Regions from separate parts of the Homo sapiens genome. Here region 1 is linked to region 2. A link is a contact called in ENCODE Hi-C or POLR2A ChIA-PET data. All regions are on one chromosome and are shown on one strand. The core of a region is the stretch at or near the end of the contact, and the rest is flanking DNA. Distances in the headings are between cores, read along the strand shown.

The links. A loop is a pair of places that touch in the nucleus more often than their neighbours do. ChIA-PET counts read pairs that join two places held with the same protein, here RNA polymerase II (POLR2A). Pooled maps may share reads with other maps.
Region 1: a loop to region 2 is called in a pooled map, with 2.6 times the contacts of the local background. The contact joins the promoter of RASGRF1 here to the promoter of ADAMTS7 in region 2. A Hi-C loop is called at or near these places in 1 of 50 pooled maps. POLR2A ChIA-PET finds 5 or more read pairs at or near these places in 2 of 52 experiments (HEK293 and naive thymus-derived CD4-positive, alpha-beta T cell).

The regions. Positions count from the first base shown.
Region 1 is chr15:79,087,018-79,093,830 of GRCh38, forward strand. RASGRF1 (Ras protein specific guanine nucleotide releasing factor 1) reads right to left here and starts at 3,763. Exons shown (of 27, transcript NM_001145648.3): 1 at 3,206-3,763. The coding sequence starts at 3,481.
Region 2 is chr15:78,805,948-78,812,713 of GRCh38, forward strand. ADAMTS7 (ADAM metallopeptidase with thrombospondin type 1 motif 7) reads right to left here and starts at 5,517. Exons shown (of 24, transcript NM_014272.5): 1 at 5,174-5,517. The coding sequence starts at 5,273. RefSeq lists a silencer at 5,545-5,964.

The sequences.
Region 1 (6,813 bases), core at 2,513-5,012, 280 kb after region 2:
CTGTGCCAGTCTGACTTCATGAGGCCTTAGGATCCTAGGCTAGAGCTCCCTGGACACTGAGGCTGCAGCAGAGGCAGTCAGACTGGTCTGGATACAGCCAGATGAGACTGCACAATGTTAGGATGGGCTTGGTGTTTGGTGCCAGAGCGCCTTGCATATCCCGCTATTAGAGCATCTTCACGGGGTGAGGAGCTCACCCTTATCTATGTCTGTCTTCCTCAGGGGCTCACAGCCTGTGACAGTCAGCTTCTAGGTTGAGGACATAAAATATGGAATTAACATATGATAGGCTAACAAGTCCAGCTTAGTGTGCATTTCCTGTGCATCTACTATGTGCACGGTCCCTGATTCTGCCCCAGCCACTTAGGGGTTCCCAGCCAAGAGTTGGTTTCTATTCCTTCAAAAACCATCCCTGGCCCTTCAGGGAGGAAGCTGTCTGCTTGGACATTGGTAAAATGGCTTCCTGCTGAAACCAATTCTTCATCAGACACCAGCTAGTCTAGTTAAACAGATGGCTTCGTAGACGCCTCTCAACTCAGGCACTCTGTACATGCCCAGCAGATTGAGCCAAAGCTTCTCGTAGGCTCAAGCCTGGTCACAGAATGGCCTGGAGTTAGACCTATCATGCTAGGCTCTGTGGCTTATGCCATGGGGCACCCAAGTCAAAGAGAAACATGGAGCAGCTGCTGGCACCATCGATTTTACTCAAAGATTGAGAAAAGAAACAGCGATGAATTTTTGTACACATGTGTAGCCGGAAGGAGCAGGATCTAGTTTTCCACAGGAGTCAAAGTTGGTCTAGAGGCAAATGGAACCTATATAAACATATGTGATTTAAGTATGAGTCTTTAACAGAAATTTGCGCCAGACCATCATCTGCTACTTTTAACCCGGTTCTGTTCTCTTGTGCCAGGAGGGCTGCTCTCGTGAACAAACCTGAGGATCTCTGACTAGTAGTGTTCTGGGGAAACAGCTCTGAACATGAGTGCATCTCATCAATTAGTTTTGCACTGATGTTCCTCCCATGATCTACTGCTAGGATGATTCAATACCTGGGCCAAGAGTTGGATGATTTGAAATCAATGTAGGGTCTCATTTTCAGGAATTCTTAGGCATTGGATGAATTCTAGGTCTGATTCTGCCACTGATTTACCCCGTTGTTGGGTAACTCCCTTTCTTTGCCTCTCAGTTTCTTGGTCTGTAAAATGGGAAGGCTGTATCTCTGAGGTTCTGTTCGACTTTAACATCTGGTGACCTAAATAGCTCTGTCCAGGTGGGTATAATTCAGATTCAACTGTGATTCGTCTAGATCTAACTAAAATGTATTGGGCGCTTACTTTCATATACATTATTTAATGTAGGGCTCTCAAAACCCCAGAAAGGTAGGTGTTATTATCTTCATTTTGTAGATTACAAAATGGAAACTCAGAGAAGTTCAGCAAGTTAACTGAAGTCACACAGCCAGGAAGTCATACAGCTGAGATTCAGTCTCAGGCCTGTCTGCCTTCACGTCCAGGGGGCTGAGAACAGATAATATGAGCCCATGCCAACTTGGCTTCCCCCACCCCTCACTTCCTGCCTACCCAGGAGCTCAGCTCTGTGATCTAGTGTAGTGGGTTGAGGGATGGAGGGGGGATCTGGCTGGGGCTGGGGCTTGGGCTGCAGGCCCCGGGTAGGTATGGGTATATGGGTAGACACTGGCTGGAGAGGGGCAAGTTCTGAAGGGCTGAGAGCAAATTCTCTAGTCTGGCCTGGGACTGGCTCTTCCACATGAGTTCCCCAGGCTCCATTTGAGCTGAAGCTTAAGGAGCTGCCTGCTCTTTGCTCTTCTTTCCATCTGGGAGCCCCTGCTCACCACATGGCTTGTCATCCCCAGGGACCCACCCTCAAAAATTCCTGTCCACACTTCCCAGTCCTCAGAAACTATCTCCTAACACCCATTGGCTGAAGGTAGGGAAGGAAGAGATGTGCTAGAGAGACTGAGCTCGGATCTCTGTCCTGACAATTGGGAGGAAGACTTCAAGCGATGCTTTTATTTCAACCAATTCAATCACCACCAGTCTGTGTCTTCATGCAGCAGTGGCTTTTGAGATCTCGGTTGTCTTTTCAGAACATTGGGACGGCCTCAACAACTTGCATGACGCTGGGCAAGTGAATTTCTCTCTCTGGGCCTCAGTGTCCCCATCTAGGCAATCACCAGCCGTTAGGCCCTATGGATGGAAGGTTCCTGCCTGCAGTGGCATTTTAGGATCCACTATCATCTGCTTTATCTTCCTAGTGGCAAGGGACTGGACCAGATGCTTTTGGAAAGCGCACCAAGCTTAAAGGTGGCTCTCTCTGCAGGTGCCCCTCCTCCCTTCACGCCAGAGGCTCACCCCCACCCCGCCCGGGCTCCCTGTTAGAGCCAGGCCTGGCTCTTCAGCCTTGCAGCTCAGGAAACCAGAGCGCAGCGCTATAGCCGCGACTGCGGCGGCGGCGGCGGCGCAGGGGGCGGGGGAGGAGAGAAGCGCCCACTTCGTCCCGCTGCCTCCGCAGCAGCCCTGGCCCTAGCCCCGGCGCATCAGAGCGGTCCTTGGGAATCTTTGGGCTTGTTGCTCCGGCGGCCGCCAGCTGGGAGCCCACCACCGCTCGATGGTACCGAACCGACCCGTGTAGCCCCATAACCCCAGCCCAACTCCGAGGAGCTAGCGCAGACCGCTCTCCGCCCTCAGCTGCGGCGAGGCAAGGGCTGGCAGCGCTCGGACGCCTCCGTCTTGCCCTTCCCATGCCTAAGCGCGGGGAATTACACGTTCCCGGTGTAGAACAGACGATCGGGGCTATTAGGGCTGGGCGGTGGGAGTGGGGGTTGGGAGCACCATTTTTGGCTGGACGTGTGTCCAGACTCATCGTCTCTGGTCCTTAGGACCCCATCTTCCTCTGCATCTCCAGGTGTCGGCCCCTCTGTACCCGCCTCCCACGGGGCTCGTCCGGCGAAGGGCAGCCGCAGCCCACATCTACTCCCCGCCCTCAATCCCTGCCCCCTCTGCCCGCCGCAGTCACTCGCCTGGCTGGGAGCAAGCCTCCCCTCTCGCTGAGGGTGCAGAGAGCGCCTAGGGCGCCAAGAGTAGAGGGGCCAAAGTTCAAGCGCCATCAGCCAGCCGAAGGCCCTGAGCCCCCAGGGCCGCGGCCGGGACGCAGGGAGGTCAGGACGCGACGCTCGCCTCACCTGTTTCTCCAGCGGCTCCTTGGCCGACAGCGCCGGCTTGGGGGAGGGCGCGCGGTCGCAGACGCAGCCCTCCAGCAGGTAAAGCCCCGAGGGCCGCGAGCTCGAGTCGCTCTCGAAGTAGAAGAGCAGGTTCTGCAGCAGCGCGAACCACTTGGTTTGCCATTTTGTGTTGTCCGAACTCCGCTTGCTCAGGTAGCCTTTGCGCGTGCCGTCCTTGCGCGCCAGCAGTCCCAGGGACGCGACGTGGCCATCATTCAGCCGGATCCCCTTCTGCATGGTGCTCAGAGGCCAGCGAGACCCCACGCGCTTACATCTTCTCCGCGCAGCAGCCCCCCGTCCGTGCGCGCTGCGCGCTGCCTCTCTCTGGCGCTCGCTCGCTCGCTCCCTCTAGCTCTCCCCTCCCCCCAAATATCTACACTCCAGGATCTGGCGCCGAGCCGCGGCTTCTTGAATCCAGATATACCATTCCCCGCTGGAACCTCTTCTCCGCTCCGCAGAGCCCCAGTACCCGGAAGATGCCGCCCGACCCTCCTCCGGTGCCGGGCAAACTGAGGGACTGGCGATCTGCGCGCTGGCGAGGGGCAGGCGGAGTCATGTGACGCCGATCCCTCGAAGAGCCCGTTTCAGCAGCGCGGACAGGGACACACGCACGCAGCCCCGCCGAGGCGCAGAGCCGCGCGCAGGCTGCAACTTGGTGCCTCCTCCCCCTCCCCAGACACACACACACGCACACGCACACGCACACACTCAAACCCTGCCCTCCCTCCCCTCATCTCCCCTTCTCTCCCTCGGATGTTAAAAAGCAAATCAGATCAATTTTCGTTTAACCCAATGAAACCCCGAAGGCTCGCCATCCCGGGAGTTTGCGTCTTTGCGCCCCACCGCGGCGCACTGTAGACCTGGGGTTAAGTGCCAGTTGTCATTTTCTCCTCCAAAGGCTCGCCCCCCCCCCCCACTTTATTTCTAATACGAGGTGGAAGGAGGAAGGTGGGTGGCGAAATAGAGCTGCAAAAGCGTCCAGTCCTAGTCTTTGCATAGTCAGCCGGGTCACATTGAATTCCAGCATCCGGCTGCACTCCCGGCGGCTTCCCCAGCTACCTGAGGACAGTACAGGGGGTGAGATGGGGTGGTGGTTGGTGAACGTTGGTTACTTTATTTTATATTATTTTATTTTGAGAGTTGCCATAATTACCGGCGCCACCCCCCGTGCACCCTGAGGTCTGGTTGGCGAGCCGCTGCTGGGAGTTTTCTGCAAATACCCCCCAAAGCCTGAAGGCGGGCTTCAAACGCAGGCGCCGGGGACCATGGGAGCCTTCAAATAGCTGCGCTGGCGCAATGATACCTTAATGATAGATTTTCCGTTCTTATTTTTAGCTCTCATTCGCCTACACAGTTACACGGCATTTATCCGAGAACGTCACAGCGCCCGCATGCTGCACCGGGAGGGCGCGCGGGCCGCCGGGCGAGCCGGGAGCTGGGGCGGGGAGCGCGCATCGCTGTCTGCCGCAGAGGGCAGCGAGCTCGCCCCGACCCGGAGCAAGCCGCGCCTGGCCCGGGCGCTTTGCAGCGGGGATGGGTGCCCGCGCAGCCCTGTGAAGGAAAGACACCATCTTTCCGCACGGAAACTGCGTATACCCCTCCCCCGACACACACACACACACACACACACACACACACACACACACACACCCCACACTCACACACAGCACACACCACACACGCACAGATACACACCACACACCACACACCCACACACCACACACACCACACACACACACCACACACACCACACACACACACCGCACACACCACACACAAACCATACACCACACACACCACACACGCACACACACACGCCACACACACCGCATACACAAACACCACACACCACACACACACACCATACACCACACACCAACACACCACACACACACCACACACCCAAACACCACACACACCAAACACACACCACACACCCTACACACACACCACTCCCCACACCCCCCCACACCCCACCACACACACGCCACACACACCACACACAGACACCACACACATGCCACACACCACACACACACCACACACACACCACACACCACACACACACCACACACATGCCACACACCACACACATACCACATGCCACATACACACCCCCCACACTCCCCCACACCCCCCGCCACACACACACACAACCCACACCATACAAACACCACACACTACACACAACACCCCCACACTCCCCACACCACACACCACACACCACACACACTACACACACCACACCCACATACCACACACACCCCTACACACCCCTACACACCACACACACCCACACCCACACATACACCACACACCAGACCACACACCACACATACCACACACACCATGCACACCACACCACACACACCACACCACACACACACCACATAACACACCCCTCCCACAGACCAAACCTGGGCTGCACACACACACGCATCACACCTCACACAACACATGCAGCACACCACACACACATACACACACACATACACACACACACCCTAGTTTGGAGCCCTAGGGAAGGGCTTGGAAACCAGGCAGCCCTGTGTAGGTCACGGAAGAATCCACAGAGAAGCTCTGCTGTGGAGGAATGGAGCTGCCCCTGTCCTGAGCACAGTGAGGCAGGCCTGTGTTCCTGGAGTGGGAGCATTTTGGGGGAGGAACTGGCCTTGTTAACCTTAGTCCTCCCTCTAGTGCCATCGTTCCAGTCCTAGGGACCCCAAGGACTCAGTGGTGCTGATTTTTCTTCACAAATAATGAAAATAGGCTAGATGGCTAAGCCTTTTCATTCAGTCTTAATTTTCCCTACACTATCACCATCTTTTCTTCTCATTTGCTCTCTTCATGGAAGCAGAGTTTGCAGGATTGAGGTTCTTAATCTGGCCTTTCTTTATCTAAACTCTTTTATTCGGAAGTCTGTTACAGAAGCCAAGAAAACTTCAGGGAAGGGGCACTGTTCTAAGTGCTTTAGATCAATTAAGCCATTGAATCGTCATGCAACCCAATGTAGTAAGTTTATTTTTTTCCCCAATGAGCTCCATTGTACAGACGGGGAAACTGATGCATGGGAGAGTTGAATGACTTGCTCAGGGCCGCTCAGCTAGGAAGCAGCGGAGGTTGGATTTGAACGGGGCAGTCTGTCCCAGAGGTCTTTGTAGAGCTAAGTGGGTGGTCCCTGGGTTGCAGGGAGGTTGGCTTTTATCCCAAGAGGGGGTACGATGGTCAAGAGAGGGTCTCCCAGGTAGGCTGGAGTCAAGGCTGAGCCTGCACAGAGGCTGCTGTGGCAGAGGGACTTATGGTACATAGGTTCTGAACCTGGGCTGCACATCAGAATCACCTGGGAGCACTTAACAAGCACTTCCCAGAGATCATGGGTGGGCTAGCTACACTTTCATGGGTAGTTGTAATGTGCAGTGAAGGTGGAGAACCGCTCATATACGGGAGAACTCATGATATGGTCACGTGCACATGAATCACCTGGGGATCTTGTGAAAATGCAGATTCTCTTTCAGTGGATCTGGGACAGGACCTGATAATCTGCATTTCTAACAAGTTCCCTGGTCATG
Region 2 (6,766 bases), core at 4,267-6,766:
TGTATGCCTATAGTCTCAGCTACTCCGGAGGCTGAGGTGGGAGGATTACTTGAGCCTGGGAGGCGGAGGTTGCAGTGAGCAGAAATTGTACCACTGTACTCCAGCCTGGATGACAGAGCGAGACTCTGACTCCCCCCCCCAAAAACACACACACACACACACACACACACACACACACACAAAAAAAAAAAAAAAAAAAAAAAAAAAACAGAAAAATGGGTGCAGTAGACCCAAGACCCCCACTCTGGCACAGTGCTGACAAGGTCCAAGCAAGGGGAAAGGATGACACCTTATGGATGCATTGGAATGAAGAAAAGTTTCATCAAGGAGGATGCATTTGAGATGTCCCTTAACATATGTTAATTCAACAGTGAAGACAAGAAGGGCCTCATGGTGGTAGGGGCACTGTGTGGTAAACCCTCAGAGAAGTGGGGAAAAGCCAGAAGTAAGAAAGGGCAACAAGAAGTTTAATCTTGGTCCAGGCATGTGTTTTGTAAAATGGGAGGCAATGGAGGGACAAAATAATGCACTATAGAGCATGGGCTTTGAAAGTAACAAGACCCAGGGCAGGCCCAAGTGGGCCACTTAATAGTTGTATAATCTGAGTCACTGCATATCTCTGGGTTTGTTTCCTCATCTGCTTGGAGAATCCAGGCCAGAAAACGTAAGGAAGGGAGCCCAGGTCAAGGAGACGAAAATGACAGAGATAGGGAAGAACTACTTCCCAGGTTCACTCGCAGTGGGAGATTTCCTAACTTTCCCAAGGATCACAGTTCGTGGAGGCTACAACTCCAAGGCTTGTTTTTGTTTTGTTTTGTTTATGTTTTTGTTTTTTTGAGAGAGAGTTTCGTTCTTGTCCCCCAGGCTGGAGTACAATTGCATGATCTTGGCTCACTGCAACCTCCGGCTGCTGGGTTCAAGCAATTCTCCTGCCTCAGCCTCCCAAGTAGCTGTAATTACAGGTGCAAGCCACCATGCCCAACTAATTTTTGTATTTTTAGTAGAGGTAGAGTTTCGCCATGTTGGCCAGGCTGGTCTCGAACTCCTGACCTCAGGTGATCCACCCGCCTCAGCCTCCCAAAGTACTGGGATTACAGGCATGGGCCACCATGCCCACCCTCCAACACTTGTTTTAAGTGAGTATTAACGTTGGTTCCCAGGGCAAGGACAATCCCAGCCAAGGCAGCTAAAGATGAGCTGAAGGTCAGGGGGGCACTGATGCCAACCAGCTCTAAAATTCTCAACTGGGGGAGCTACATGACACTCTTTTAGGCAAGTTTTGTCCTCAAATGCATGTGGTTGGGGAATGGAAGCAGGTATGTAACTGAGGAATCAACCACTGGGGAGAAAAGGCCCCAAAAGCTTAAAAAAAATAAAGTATCTCTGGGGAAGAACCCATGCCCCAGCGGATGTACAGTCCTGTTGAGAATACCTGCTGTAGATCCTGGGCAAATATTGCAAGACAGAAATTCCAGATGACTTACAAAGAAGCATCCTATTAAGTTCAAAAATGTGGACAGGGCTAAGTAGAGCTATGCCGCAGGTGAAAAGCATTCGGATTAGTGAGCTCTAGAGCCAGAGAGGCTGTGTTTGAATCCCAGCTCTGCTACCCATATCTGTGAGACCATGGGTAAATTACTCAACCACTCAGAATCTCAGTTTCTCCATCTGTAAAATGGGGATGATAATAATTACAGCTGCTCTCTTTGGTTGTGTAAGAATTAAATGAGTTAGTATGTAAGTGCTTATAACAACAGCTGGCACATAGCAAATGTGAGCTAAGTTATGACTGAAAATTAGCAAGAGAACTTCTAAAGTATATTTAGCTTTTTCTTTTAAAAACTTGTTGTTTTATCTGTTTGCCTAATGGCTTAAAAACAAACAAAACAAAACAAAACAAAAAACATGTTTTTATTTATTTATTTCTTTTTTTTTTTTCTGAGATCTCCCAGGCTGGAGTGCAGTGATGCGATCGTGGTTTACTGCAGCCTTGACCTCCTGGGCTCATGCAATCCTCCCACCTCAGCCTCCCAAATAGCTGGGACTACAGGCGTGGACTACCAGGCCTGGATAATTTTTAAATTTTTTTGTAGAGATGGGGTCTCATTATGCTGCCCAGGCTGGTCTTGAATTTCTGGGCTCAAACGATCTGCCTACCTTGGCCTCCCAAAGTGCTGGAATTACAGGTGTGAATCACTGTGTCTGGTCTAAAACATGTTTTTCAATCAACAATAAAAGAATAGACTTACAGGATGTTGCCACTTTTATTGCAATAATTTTTTTCTTGTTTTGTTCAGATTTTTTCTTTTGAGACAGTCTCCCTGTGTCACCCAGGCTAGAATGCAGTGGTGCGATCTCGGCTCACCGCAACCTCTGCCTCCTGGGTTCAAGCAATTCTCATGCCTCAGCCTTCCGAGGAGCTGGGATTACAGGCATGCACCACCATGTCCAGCTAATTTTTGTATTTTAATAGAGATGGAGTTTCACCATGTTGGCCAGGCTGGTTTCGAACTCCTGGCCTCAAGTGATCCGCCAGCCTCAGCTTCCCAAAGTGCTGGGATTACAAGCATGAGCCACTGCAGCCCGCCAGCATTACCTTTTTTTATAGTGAACTTGTATTGTTTTGCCATTAAAATATTTTTAAAAAGTGCAGGGGTAAGTTTAAAAATAAGTAACTTTCACTGTAGCCTAGTTGACCTCACTCAGTAGAGATGTTGGTGGCTGAAACTAGCACCACCCAGTGCCAGCAAGGAGTAATTGCAGGTTCCAGTCTCGACCGGTTATGTGCTTGCAACAAAGCTGAGCCTGCAGAGTTCAAGTGACAGTGGGATGGCAACAGGCACCATTCAAGAGGACTGCCAGAGATTCATGGCCAAATCTATTCTGCCAAGTCAGGAGGTCTGTTCTGATTGGACCAAGCTCCTGCCACATTGGGTGTTAAATACTTTTAATATCTCCCCTGGGTGACAGAACTGTCACTTTGGAGCTTCTACCAAAGAAATGCCAAGATGGTGTTTACCCTCACCTCCCTATCAAGAACCTGAGTTACAATCCAGCCCTTCAAATGACCCACAGCTCATGCCAAGGAGGAAAAATAACTGGCAGGGTGGGGGGTAGTATGTGAATGCCCTCCTCTGTGAGTTCTAGTATGCACAGAAACACATGCACACAGAGTTCACATGTGCCATACGGCATGAGGAGGACACATGACTGGGCTCCAGCCTCAGAAACCCTAGCAGGTCCCTGGGTCAGTCACAAGTGGGGAAAAGGGATATATTTTCCTAAAAGTGAGCCCAGGATGAGCCCTTTGGTCTTAAAGAAGGTAACATTCAGTGGTAGGAGGAGCCCCAGGCTTAGGTCCTGGGCTTCAAAGAAAATGACAAACAGGCCAGCAGCCTCAGAGTCACCAATCCTGAGGGAGTGCAGAACAGGAAGGACCCCATGCTCTATATCTATGGGAACACTAGAGACAGACTTCACCCTTGGAGTGTTTGTGCCCAGATTAGGTTGGAGAGAGTGCCTGGCCTGCCTCCACCCTCAAACAGCAGGTCCAGGTCATCTGGGGAGTCCTGGGTCGGCCTGGCAGATTAATAAAAATAATGACCACTACATTGTAGTCACTGTGTCCTGCCTGAGCAACTGACATATTCAATATCTCATTTAATCCTCATAAGAATCCCACGAGGTTGACCGCACCCAACTCTTCCCACAGCTGCCAGGGGGCCAGGACCCAAGTCCTGAGGGAAGCATTTTCCTGCTCTCCCATTCCCATCGCCCGGTTCATCCTCCTCAGCCCCCAGCTCTGGACAGTGGAAAACACAAGCCTCATTCAGGAAGCTCAGGAGTCCAACCCCACAGGTCGCTCTACTCTGAGCCTGTTTGCTGGTCCATAAAAGGACTTTCCATCACTTGCTTTGCACGGTTGTTGTGGAGATGATGAGAAATAAGAACCCGTGAGGCTGGCACACAGTAGGTGCTCATTAAATGTTCGCTCCCTCTGCGCTCTGCGCATGGCTGCTAGACCAAATCTTTCCAAAACACTGCTTTCATCAGCTGCTCCCCTCAACGGCTTCCCAAACCTCTAAGATCAAGAGTCAATGTCCCCATCCTTCCCGCCCAGACTACTTTCTCGTCACAATCCCTCCAGTGGGGAGGCAGGTCGACCCCATCCCAGCAAGCAACCCTAATCCAGTCCCCCGACTGATGCTCCCCAGGGGAGGGCCCCACTCCCTCCACGCCCTTCTAGCTCATCCAGAATCCATCCATCCTTCCAGTCTCTCCAACCTCATGCCCCTCCTCTCCTACAAAGCCTGCCGGTCGGCTCTATTGCAGGACTCTCCCCACTATCCACCGGCTCCCCTGACTGGGAGCTCCCTGAGCACCGGGCCTGGGGTCTCCTACATCCTCGGTTACTGAATTCCCAGGCCGGCTGCGTCGGACGCGCCAGCAGCGCGGCCGCCCGGCAGGTCGCCGCCAAACAAGAGTCTGGACGCAGGCCAGAGGCTCGTCGGAGGCCGGCCCGGCGGGGCGGGGAGAGTTAACCCATGGCCGGGAAAAGAAGCTCCTGCTCCCCGCTCCACTCCCGGCGTCTTCACACTTGGGGAAGGGAGAGGCAGGAAGTGCAAGGACCGCGCAAGACCCGGCCCCCCGAGCCGCCAGGGGCCGCGCCAGCAGCCCAGATGCGGTGGGCGGGAGCTGGGGGGGCGGCGGGGTCCCGCGAAGACCTGCGACCTGGCGCCCTCGCCGGCTGTGTCCCGGCCAGCCCGCTTTCCAGGCGAGCCTCGCTAAGGAGTGTGAGAAACCAAATCCTCAGTGGGTAAACCGCGCTCCGTCCAGCCCACTCGGACGAGAGCTCTCCCGGGAGCCAGGCGCGTTGCTGCACCCGAGGTGGGGAAACCGGAGCCCGAAGAGCGGAAGGGGCTTATTCCAGGCGACAGGCAGTGTCAGTAACTGAATCAGGGGCCGAGGAAGTTTCCCCAGAAGCGCGGCTTCGCTCCCGGCCCGGCCCGACCCCGACTACTGTCCCCTAATACCCAGGGAGCGGAAGACGCGACCAACTCCAGGCACAGCGGAGCCGGCGCGGGGTCCACAAAGGTGAGGAGGGACAAAACCGAGACTGGGGGAGCGGGAAGGGGTGGCAGGCCCGGCTGGCCGGGGAGGGGCGGACACCCACCTGGTGCGGGTCCGGGGGCGCCGGGAGCCAGAGCGCAGAGGAGCAGGAGGAGGGGGCGCAGCAAAGGCGCGGGGCTGCGGGGACTGGGGCCGCCGGGCATGGCAGGAACCGGGCGGCCGCCGGGTGACCCCGCGCGCACGCTCTCGTCCGTCCCGTCCGGTCGCTGCCTGGTCCCAGGTCCGGCTCAGGACATGCCCGGCCGGCGTGCAGCTCCCGGCGACCCGGCCCCGACTCCGTTCGGCTGCGCTCGGTCCGCGGGCAACAAAGGCTGCAGGGCCCGCCCCCTTGGCCGCTGCAGAGGCAAAGAAAAGACAAGAGAGCTAGAAGGAGAGAAAGAAAGAAAGAAAGAAAGGGAGGGAGAGTGAGGGAGGGCGGCTGCCGGCCCCCGCCCCGCCCCTCGGACTCCTTCCCCCGCCCCTGGCCCCGCCCCGCCCCGGCCGGCCCCGGCCTCATCGGCCCCGCAGGCCGTGCTCGCCTCAAGGGCTGGCCGGCCCGGCGCAGGCAGCGCCCCGCAACGGATGTCCGCCCCCCTCGCCCCCCTGTCCCGAGCGCCCCCTGCCGGCGGAGCCCTGCCAGGCCTTTCCGACCCCGGCCGGTTGAGGACCCCCGGAAAGAATCTGGAATTTCCAGAATTAATGTGTTGTCCCTAAATTGGGCTCCACGAGGTGCCCTTCGCTGTGTTCCCCAGGCCAAGCAGGGCAGCCCCTCAAAAGGGGACGCGGGAGGCCTCCAGAGGGCCACACCGGGGGCCCTGCTTCAAAGCTATCTGCGGAGACAGGCCTGGGCCCTCCCTGGACAGACAGCGGTTGCCCGCGCGAGGTGGGGCCCCGCAGTTCCTCGTCTCCTGACTCCTCTCCTAGTGCGTTTGCTTGAAGCAGAGCGCAGAGTTGAGCCCACAGGCGGGGGACCGCGGCTTCGCCCAGGCCAGCGCCCACAGACTTTCAGCAGGGGCTCCCGGGGAGCCTGGAGGCCGGCCAACCCCAGCCTCACATCCCAGGCCAGCCTCCGCCTCCAACACCGGCCGTCTGTCCTTCGTGGCCCCAGCCCTGGCTCTGGCTTCCGGCTCCCCTTCCCCCTGTGCTCCCAGGAGCTTCCTTTCTCCCTTCTGCCGTCACTAAACATGGCCCTGTACCGAGGACGCCCGTCTTGTCCTCGGGGCGGTTGCGGTCAGCTTCCTCCCCTTGGTTAGTCTTTGTGTGCCCCCTGCCCTCTGAGGCCCGCACACCTCCTCATTGTCCAATCTCCTGGGCCCTTTCATTCAATTCCTGGAAGCTCACTTCTGGCTTCCTCTCCACCCTCAACCTGTCTGTCCTCTAGGGAATTTGTGTAGTACAGGGTCACCTACTTCCTCCATCTCATCTCCAGTGACCTTCCACTCCACCTCAGCCATCAGGTCTCAGGGCCAAAGCCTGGGCTGTGTCATCCCTCAGAACTGCTCCATCTTGGAAATCCGAAGCTCAGGTGCCCCCCTGTCAGACCCGACTCTGCAGTCCTTTCCACCTTCACAGTCCCACTATGTATTGCTCTTCCTCCAGTCCCTTGATACCTTCCTCTTCGCCCAACCTACCAGCCCCTCCTGGCTTCACCTACTTC